Regions from separate parts of the Homo sapiens genome. Here region 1 is linked to region 2. The links are chromatin contacts, found by Hi-C or POLR2A ChIA-PET in ENCODE. All regions are on one chromosome and are shown on one strand. The core of a region is the stretch at or near the end of the contact, and the rest is flanking DNA. Distances in the headings are between cores, read along the strand shown.

The links. Hi-C counts contacts between places; a loop is a spot of excess contacts on that map. ChIA-PET counts read pairs that join two places held with the same protein, here RNA polymerase II (POLR2A). Pooled maps may share reads with other maps.
Region 1: a map of mammary epithelial cell shows a loop between it and region 2 (4-fold over the local background). The contact joins two enhancer-like sites. A Hi-C loop is called at or near these places in 1 of 168 maps with a recorded cell type or tissue (mammary epithelial cell) and 7 of 50 pooled maps. POLR2A ChIA-PET finds 5 or more read pairs at or near these places in 1 of 52 experiments (naive thymus-derived CD4-positive, alpha-beta T cell).

Annotation. Positions count from the first base shown.
Region 1 is chr2:7,771,309-7,775,581 of GRCh38, reverse strand. No RefSeq gene overlaps it. Among named protein-coding and RNA genes, the nearest start is that of LINC01871, 48 kb to the right of the region's middle. RefSeq lists an enhancer at 1,831-1,880. Within about 2 kb of position 1,986, at least 4 of the 41 ENCODE cell types and tissues checked have a DNase peak (open chromatin) inside an H3K27ac peak, as active enhancers do; they include mammary epithelial cell, where a contact is called at or near this core.
Region 2 is chr2:7,705,395-7,709,758 of GRCh38, reverse strand. No RefSeq gene overlaps it. Among named protein-coding and RNA genes, the nearest start is that of LINC01871, 18 kb to the left of the region's middle. Within about 2 kb of position 2,783, at least 2 of the 41 ENCODE cell types and tissues checked have a DNase peak (open chromatin) inside an H3K27ac peak, as active enhancers do; they include mammary epithelial cell, where a contact is called at or near this core.

The DNA.
Region 1 (4,273 bases), core at 737-3,236, 67 kb before region 2:
TTGTAAATCATAAAATACAAGCAAGAAGGGCCTAAAAAAATAGTTGAAGGGCCTAAAAAAAAAAAACAGATCTTGTTGGTGCATTTTGTGTGCCATTTTCACTATAACATCTCTATTATTAAGATAGAAACCTCTCTCTCTCTCTCTCTCCCCTCCCTCCCCTCCTTCCCCCCACAACCCCCCCACCCCGCCACACACAGCAGAGGCTGCTCTGTTTTGCTTACCTTTCACATTTTGCTCATCCTAAAAGACTCAGCTCACATCCCACCTTCCCACTGAAGCTTTCCGTGAGTTGCTGTTAATGCCTTCTTCGCAACTCTCCCTTCCACGCTTAAACATGTATTGCAGAAATGGTTCACAGCTTCCTTACAATTATTTTAAGTTCATCTCCTATACTAGATTGTAAATTTCATAAAGGTAGGATTGCATAGCATATTTCCTTGTACTTTTTGTGGCAGTGGAATTTTCCTATGAAGGAAGAAAAAGTGTGGAGGTTAAGAGCTGGCTAAAATGACATTGGATCAATTAACAATGAGTCCAAAGACTCAACGCAAGACAGACAATAACAATTCAAGTTCGTTCTTTTCATGGAAAGGAACTTGATAAGATTTCTTGTGGAATTTTTTATTTTATATACTTGTCACACTGAAAATTTAATATGTATTTTTCTAGCTGTTTAATATCTGATGCTCCTATTAGATTCAATTTCCAGAAGGCAGGCCCCTGATTGTTTTGCTCACCTGAGCAATGTCTCTTCAGCACCCAGCGCAGGCCCCATGAGCACAAGTACTCACAGAATAGAGAAACGAAGGCATGCCCAGCACCCTAGAGGAAGGACTGTCATAAAGAAAGAAAGAAAGAAAGTCACATTTCTGAGAACTACTGTGTGCATGTGTGCATCAGAGTGTCCTAATGTCAAATCACCTCTGTTGAGTCCCTCATAGGGTAAAACTTTCAGGGAGGGCCAGGATGTCTGCAGAAACGTTTCAGGTCCACATTTCTCCAAAGATAGAATGCACAGCTTTTAGAGACAGCTGACCTTCCATTGCTAGGGGCTTCTTAGTGGAAGTGTGCTGGAGACCATGGCTGGGGAACTGGGCTCAGTGAATTGCCATATCCTTTTCTAAACAAATGATTTTAGAATTTTATGACCAGGTGTTACCATAGTAAGACCTGCTCAGTAAAAAAACAAACAAACAAACAAACAAAAACAAAAAACACTATAGGGCTCTATCCAAGGTGCTTGTCTAACTCTCTAACCCCAGTTTCAATTTCTCGCCCTTAGGGGCAAATTGGCAGGTTGTCCCCTGCTCCTCCTGGCCCACACAGCCTTGCTTATTTGTCTCTGTGTGATTTCCTTCTGAGGTATGGCCTCAACATTCCTCTCAACATAGAGTCTGGAGAGCCACATCTGTAGACCTGTCTGGGCTCATGGGAAGTTGACTTGCGCTGTGAAGCTCTTGTAGGGCCACCTGCCACACCCCTCTGATGACAGGGGTCACTCACTGGGCTTGAATCTTCCCTTTATTTCTAAATTCACTTTTTTCTTCTCATTTGTCTGCATTTCCTTTTCTTCTATTGTCATGGTTCTCAGACTTGCAGGTGCTTCAGATCACCTTTGGCACTTGTTAAAACACAGCTTGCTGGGCCCCAGCACCAGAGTTTCTGATTCAGTAGGGAATTTGCATTTCTAACAGATTCTAGGTGATGCTGCTGTGGCTGGCCAGGGGGGCCCGCCTTGAGAGCCACTGCTGTGCTGTGACCCAGGGTGTAAGAGAGAAGCACCTACTGACCATGGACCCATGGCCAGGAACTCCGCATGGAAAAGGACAGCAGGGGTAGCCGCCCACAGGGAAGAAGCGAGCTGCTGCCAAGTGAAACCTGTGGCCAGCCCCACCTTTCTTAGCAATTCAAGCTCTGAATCAAAGTTCAGGCCAACCTTGGGAATTGTGGTTTTTAGCAACTTTGCTGAAACCAAAAACATTGCCCAACTTGAAGTGTCAAAAGCCTGCATCAAGCACTGGCTCTTCCTCTTTTCTTCCGTAGGAGCCTCCACTCCTCCGTATATGAAAGTTTCAACTGCTGTCGTCCTGAGGGTTTGGCAAGGAGGGACATTCCACAGTTGTGAGATGACTGTGTTCTAGAGAGTTGACAATGCGGCATTTGTGTGTGTGGCGACTTCCTCCATAGAAAAACTCCAGAGAGCCTCCCTTCCGATGCTGCTGATACCCTTCCTTCCCAAGGTTCAGAATCAGGGAGTCCATTTGAGCAGAATCTTAAACAATATCACACACTTATGGAGCCACATCAAGCTGGGACATGCCACTGGGTCTAGAAAAAAATTTTGAGAAAGTATTGCTGTCATAAAGCTGATGTGTTTTGCTGTGTTAGAAGGCAAGATAATCTTGCAGAGACACAGAACCAGATAATTCCTTTTAAAGCAAGGTCATGAATAATATATATAGATAGCCATAGTCGCTGAGGGAAGATAGCAGAAGAAATAAATAGAAGAGCTTTAAAAATTGGAAAGAACTTCATAAGAACAGCAATCTGGGGCCAGTCTTGGGGGAAATTTACTCTTGCAATCTAAAATGTCTGAGGGTAGTATTAGGCATGCTGTAGTGGATGTAATGTTCCAAATTCATGTGGGTCACCTTGAATTATAAGCAGAAGGCTCAACTAGGTTCACTATTCTCAATTTGAGAAGGCAAAGACATGCATACTCCATTCTATTAAGATTTCTACAAAACTAGAGAGGGGAGTATGGCTTAGCGATTAAAAGCCAAGAGTGTAGAGCCAGGCTGCCTGGATTTGAATACCAGTTCTTCCACCTACCAGCCATGTAATTCTAGGTAATCTATTGGATGTCTCTGAGCCTCAGTATTGTCATCAGTAAAATGGAAAAATGATAGTTCCTACTTTATGTCGTTTTTAGGAAGACAAAAAGCTTCAATATATGTAAAGTGCTTTGAATGGCACATATTACAACGTTGTTTATTAAATATCTGCTATAGTAGTTAATGAAGTACTGTAGTTATTTGTTAAATAAATACTCGAAGTTGAATTTTAGATGGGTCATGCTTTTAGCCATAACATTCTGTTATGGAGAGAATTCCTATGCTGTGGGAGCTCCATATTTTCTGAAACTGGTAGGAAATCAGAAGTCTTGGCTGTTATCCTCTAAGTAGAGAGAACATGGGCCTTGGAGTCCAACAGGTTTAGGTGCAAATCCTGGCTGTGCCAGTTCCAGTTCGATGACCCTGGGCAAGACGACCACCCTCAGTGAACTTCAGTCTTGTACTCTCTGACATAAATGTCAATGATTTAATTAAAGCACCTGATAAAATTTGAAATATTCACGAAGCCATCTCTAAGTGGGGGCTCATGTCAGTGTGGGTGGCAGGCAAAAGGAGTTATTACTGTAAGCTGAGGAAAGCATGGCAAAGCAATACATGCTGAGAAGCCTGAGGTGTGAACGGGGAAGGGCCCAGGGCTGAAAATCACCCGGACGACATCTGCTTTGCCCTCCTCCTCTCCAGGTGTGGCATTGGTGAGAGCACCCACTGCATGGATGCTGACCACCTGCCTGGCAGCCTCTCAGCACATTCCAGTCTGTTTTGTGAAATCAGGTGCAGATAAAAGCCATACTGAGAAAGCACCCAGAGGCCTGAGCTTTTGCCCCATCGTTGACTTAACTGACTGTGAACTTGGGCAAGTCACTTTTCTTTTCTGATGTTCTTTTATTCTGTCTGCAAAATAGCATGCCTGAGGCCCGTTCTTGTTCCAAGCCTGCTAAAATCAATTGCCCTGCCCAACAAGGCTGTGCATGAGCTTTAATTGCTCTGGGGTGTGCTGCATTGTTCTTACCTAGCTTTGTTTGTCTATGTGCTGGCTTAATGAATCTTCATCATGTAGCCTCTTCAGTTTTCTAGCCTTTGTATTTATGTCCATCAGCCCTTGCCATGGAAGGCCAGCACCTGGCCACATCGTCCTCCCTCTGTCCAAATCTCATGTCCCTTCGCCAGTTCCCTGAGTGCTGTCATCAAGGGACAGTTTAGAATTTCAAAATACTTTAGACAACAAAGGAAAACTAGGATATGGCAAAATCACATCTAACAAATATATTTCTAAAGGGTGTGTGAAGGAAAACCCAAAGGTTAGGTTAGAAATTTTAAGCCTTATTTCATCATTATTTGCACCTTATCTTCATCATCCATAGGATGGGGACAAACAAAAGCAATCTAGCAGAGTGATCTGTACAGTAAGGTCGCTA
Region 2 (4,364 bases), core at 1,534-4,033:
GAGAGAGAGAGAAAGTGCTCTGGTCTCTCTTCCTTTTCTTATAAGGATAAAAATCCCATCAAGAGAGCCCCACCCTCGTGATGTCATCTAACCCTAAGTACCTGCCAAAGGTCCCACCTCTAAACACCATCACACTGGGTGTTAGAGCTTCAACATATACATTTTGGAAGAGCCCAGATAGTCAGTCCATAACACTGCACCTTCATGTATGTCCTCTTACTGTGCGTATGATGGGGAAAAAGAGCCTGGGAGAGAAAGGCCAGTTTGCCTTGGCCTAAAATGCCTGTACGTTGAGTGGAGGACAGTGCTGTGTGGCCCATCATTTATGATTATTCTTTCAAGATATATAATATTTCAAACCTACTTGAGAGTGGCTCTTCCAGCTATCACTCTTTCTGGAACTCCTGTATTTTGATACAAGAAGGTGAATATTTAGAACTTTTAATAACCTTGTGGGTATGGGGTTGAAGCAGGGAGTAAACAAATCTCAGAGTGCTGATCTGGGGCTTTTCTTAGGTGAATCTGGTTTTCTGACAAACATAATTACATGCCTCAAATACCTCTTCTCTCCACAGCCAAATCTGTTTATTCTATATATAAAACCCTTATCCCATTAAATATTAGCTCAGTATTAATCTTCATTAAAATTAAACAGCAAGGAAGGAAGATTAAGGTCTATCAGTCACTTAACTTACTAGTGCACTACTCATTTTCCTCCTGCTGTTTAGCATAAGAAGGTGGGGCTAAGGGGAGGTTCCTAGGAAATATTTTTTCTTCTTTTTTTGAGACAGTCTCACTCTGTCACCCAGCCTGGAGTGCAGGGGCACGATCTTGGCTCACTGCAACCTCTGCCTCCCAGGTTCAAGCAATTCTCCTGCCTCAGCCTCCCAAGTAGCTGGGACTACAGGCAAGTTCCATCATGCCTGGCTAATTTTTGTATTTTTAGCAGAGACGAGGTTTCGCCATGTTGGCCAGGTTGGTCTCGAACTCCTGACCTCAGGTGATCCACCTGCCTGGGCTTCCCAAAGTGCTGGGCTTACAGGCATGAGCCACCACACCCACCCAGAAATTTTGATGAGGGAATTAATTGGATGCTGATGTTGTAGCCCACGACTTCTTGAGAAATGGGGCTTACTGAAATCACTATTAGTGGGCTATGGGGCCATGAAGAAAGGGCTAGTAGGGTAGATAGGAAGATACTCCATGCTCAGCAATATTTCAGGAAACTGGTTCTCACCCTCTCTCCCTTTCTTCTCCTGGGAGCTGTATGTCATTCTAGTACAGTTCAAGTCCATCATGGGTTCACCAGGGTTTAGTCGACATGTTAAGCATCATGTAGAATGTTGATGTTACTGAAAGAAAATGTGGCTTAGGTTCTCAGCAACCAAATTTCAATTTAATTTTTGTACAATAGTCAGTGTGGAAAGAAAGAGGGACTTCTTACTATACTTGCAAATGTGTAAAGCTGTGCTATTTTCAGAACAGCCTGGGATGTAAGGACCATATGTAACCCTCTGGTCATCTAATCCCAAACCCTTAATTAAAAAGGAGGAAAGGGGCCACCAGAGAAGATGAGTGTCTTGCTCTAAGCCAAGCTGCTGACTGAAGAATAGGGACCCCAGAGTTCAGCTGAGGGTCTTCTCTTCTGTCTGTGATGCCTCCCTCAATCTATCTCCCTTCCCATCTCTTCCTTCTGCCTCTAGTACTGCTCCTACCCAACCCCGCCCCCATCTCTAGATCTTCCCTATCTACACTTGTTTCTGATTCACGTGGAAATAGCTCTGGCTCTACTCATCTTTTGCCCTGGCTCTACTTATTTCTTGTTAGTTAAGACATCCTGACTTTAATGAAGGTAAAGAGCCTGCAGGGGTGGGCAGAGTGGAACTAAAATGCCAGTGGGATGAGTAGAGCATGATTCATTCTTAAGTCTGTCCTGGCTCAGGGAAACTTTGAGGAGAAGGAGAGTAGAGGGGCTTATAGACTCATTACTTAGAAAAGCATTATGATGAAGGATATGTATCTGTGATAGACCCACAGTGCACATAGGAATGATAGGAACTGACATTATGTTTTAGGAAAAGCAGATTTGTCCTTGACTGGAAATGGAAATGGTGATAGTAAGAAGCAATTCTCCATTCAGCTATGAATACAAATCTCTAATTTTAATACATTGAAAAGGTTTGCTTTTAGGAATTCAAAAAGTATATACTTTCCTAAGTAGTGGGTGCATGTTTAATTAAACACTACCTTGAATTCACTGGGCCTGCCATGCTTCTGGTGTTTCACACTTTGATGTCCGGATAGTAGGCGGTGGGAGCCCCAGGGCCACAGCTGAAATGGTAAAGGGAGACAGATGTCCAGGCTAGAGTCAGCAATCCTGGGTCTGAGACCTTTAAGCTATTAGAGCATGTCAATAGACTGATACTGAGAAAGCCAGACAGGTAAAGGGTGAAAATGAGGAGCAGCTGTAGTGTATTAAGAAAAGCACAGAATTACAGCCAAGCTGCCATGGGTTTGAATCTTAGCTTCATACCATACAAATTGTGTAAACTTGGCAAGGACTTGTCTTTTTTTTTTATTTGTAAGGAAAAGTTGGATGATAACTTCCTCCACAATAATATATTTGACATTCAAAACTAATATATGAGGAAAAACTTAGCACAATACCTGGCATGGAATAGGTGATTAATAATTGCTGAGCACATTTGAATATTAAATAAGTAGGCAAGTAGCAGAGGTCAAGATGCGAGGGGTGAAGAAGCCGAGATTTGTTGTGAGTCATGGTGATGTGTATGGACAGTCAAACCTCTGTGACCTGAACTATGGAAACAATCAAGACTATAAGGGAAAGAACAATAAAAAAAAATCTATCAAGCAATTATGTATAGCCTTTCTACATTCTCTTATATGCATTCTCATGGAAACACCAGAAATAAGAATTTTTGTCTCATTTTATAACAACTGTAATCAAGAAAATGAGGCTTCTAAGAGCTTTTCCGAAGACACACAGTTGGTCAGGTAGATAGTGAATGGAACCCAAGCCAATTTGATTCCAAAGCTCAGGATTATTCCATGCTGCTTAATGCTTCACTTAACCTAACCTCTAGGGCTCTGGTTCTGTACAAGATGGAGCAGGCTCACACCTTCTTCTCTCTCCCACTGAATGCAATTTAGAGAGAAATTGTAGCATTAATGCTTCCATTAGAAAAAAGCAAGGGCTCAGGCCGGGCGCGGTGGCTCACGGCTGTAATCCCAGCCCTTTGGGAGGCCGAGGTGGGCAGATCACCAGGTCAGGAGATCGAGACCATCCTGGCTAACACGATGAAACCTCGTCTCTACTAAAAATACAAAAAATTAGCCGGGCCTGATGGCGGGTGCCTGTAGTCCCAGCTACTCGGGAGGCTGAGGCAGGAGAATGGCGTGAACCCGGGAGGTGGAGCTTGCAGTGAGCTGAGATCGCGCCACTGCAGTCCAGCCAGGGAGACAGAGCGAGACTCCGTCTCAAAAAAAAAAAAAAAGGAAAGAAAAAAGCAAGGGCTCAAGTCAATCAAAGAAACCAGAAATGAAAGAGCAATATAAACACAAAGCAGGCCGAAGGGAGGAAATGAAAAGGAGCAGAAATCAATGAAATTAAAAAGAACAACAGAAACCCAGTAGAGAAAAATCAATAATACCCAAAACCTGTGGTTTGAAAAGGCCAATGGAATTGATAAACCTCTAGCAAGAATGACTAAGAAAAAAGGAAGAAAGATATAAATTGACCAATATGGGGAGTAATAGAGAAGATGGCAGCAGATTCACAGACATTTAATAGCAAATAAGGAAATTCCATTTATGATCATTAAGATCTTGGGAAAATTGCTTAACCTTAGTTCTTCACTCCATCCCCCAGGCTGAAGTGCTGTGGTGCCATCGGGGCTCACTGTAGCTTTGACCTCCTGGGGTCAAGCCATCTTCTTGCCTCAGCCCCCAAGTAGCAGATACTACAGGCACATGCAACCTGTAATTAAGAAATTAATTAAAAAATTAATCTTTAAATTTTTTTTTTTTAGAGTGGAAGTCTTGCTGTTTTTCCCAGGCTGATGAACTTTTAGGCTCAAAGGAAACTTCCACCTGGGTTCTTAATTTAACCATAATTCTTACATCAATAAAATTAGAATATATTACCATAAATCATCATGGAAGATTGTTGTAGGGATCAAAAACTATAACTAGATTGATAGATAGATAGATAGATAGATAGATAGATAGATAGATAGATACAACTGAATGAGATTCCTGGTATTTGAGAACGGTTCCACAAGGATAAGAAGGCATTTCCCTTCTTCCATGGAATCTTTTTGTTCTTGGAGTTTGGAATCACA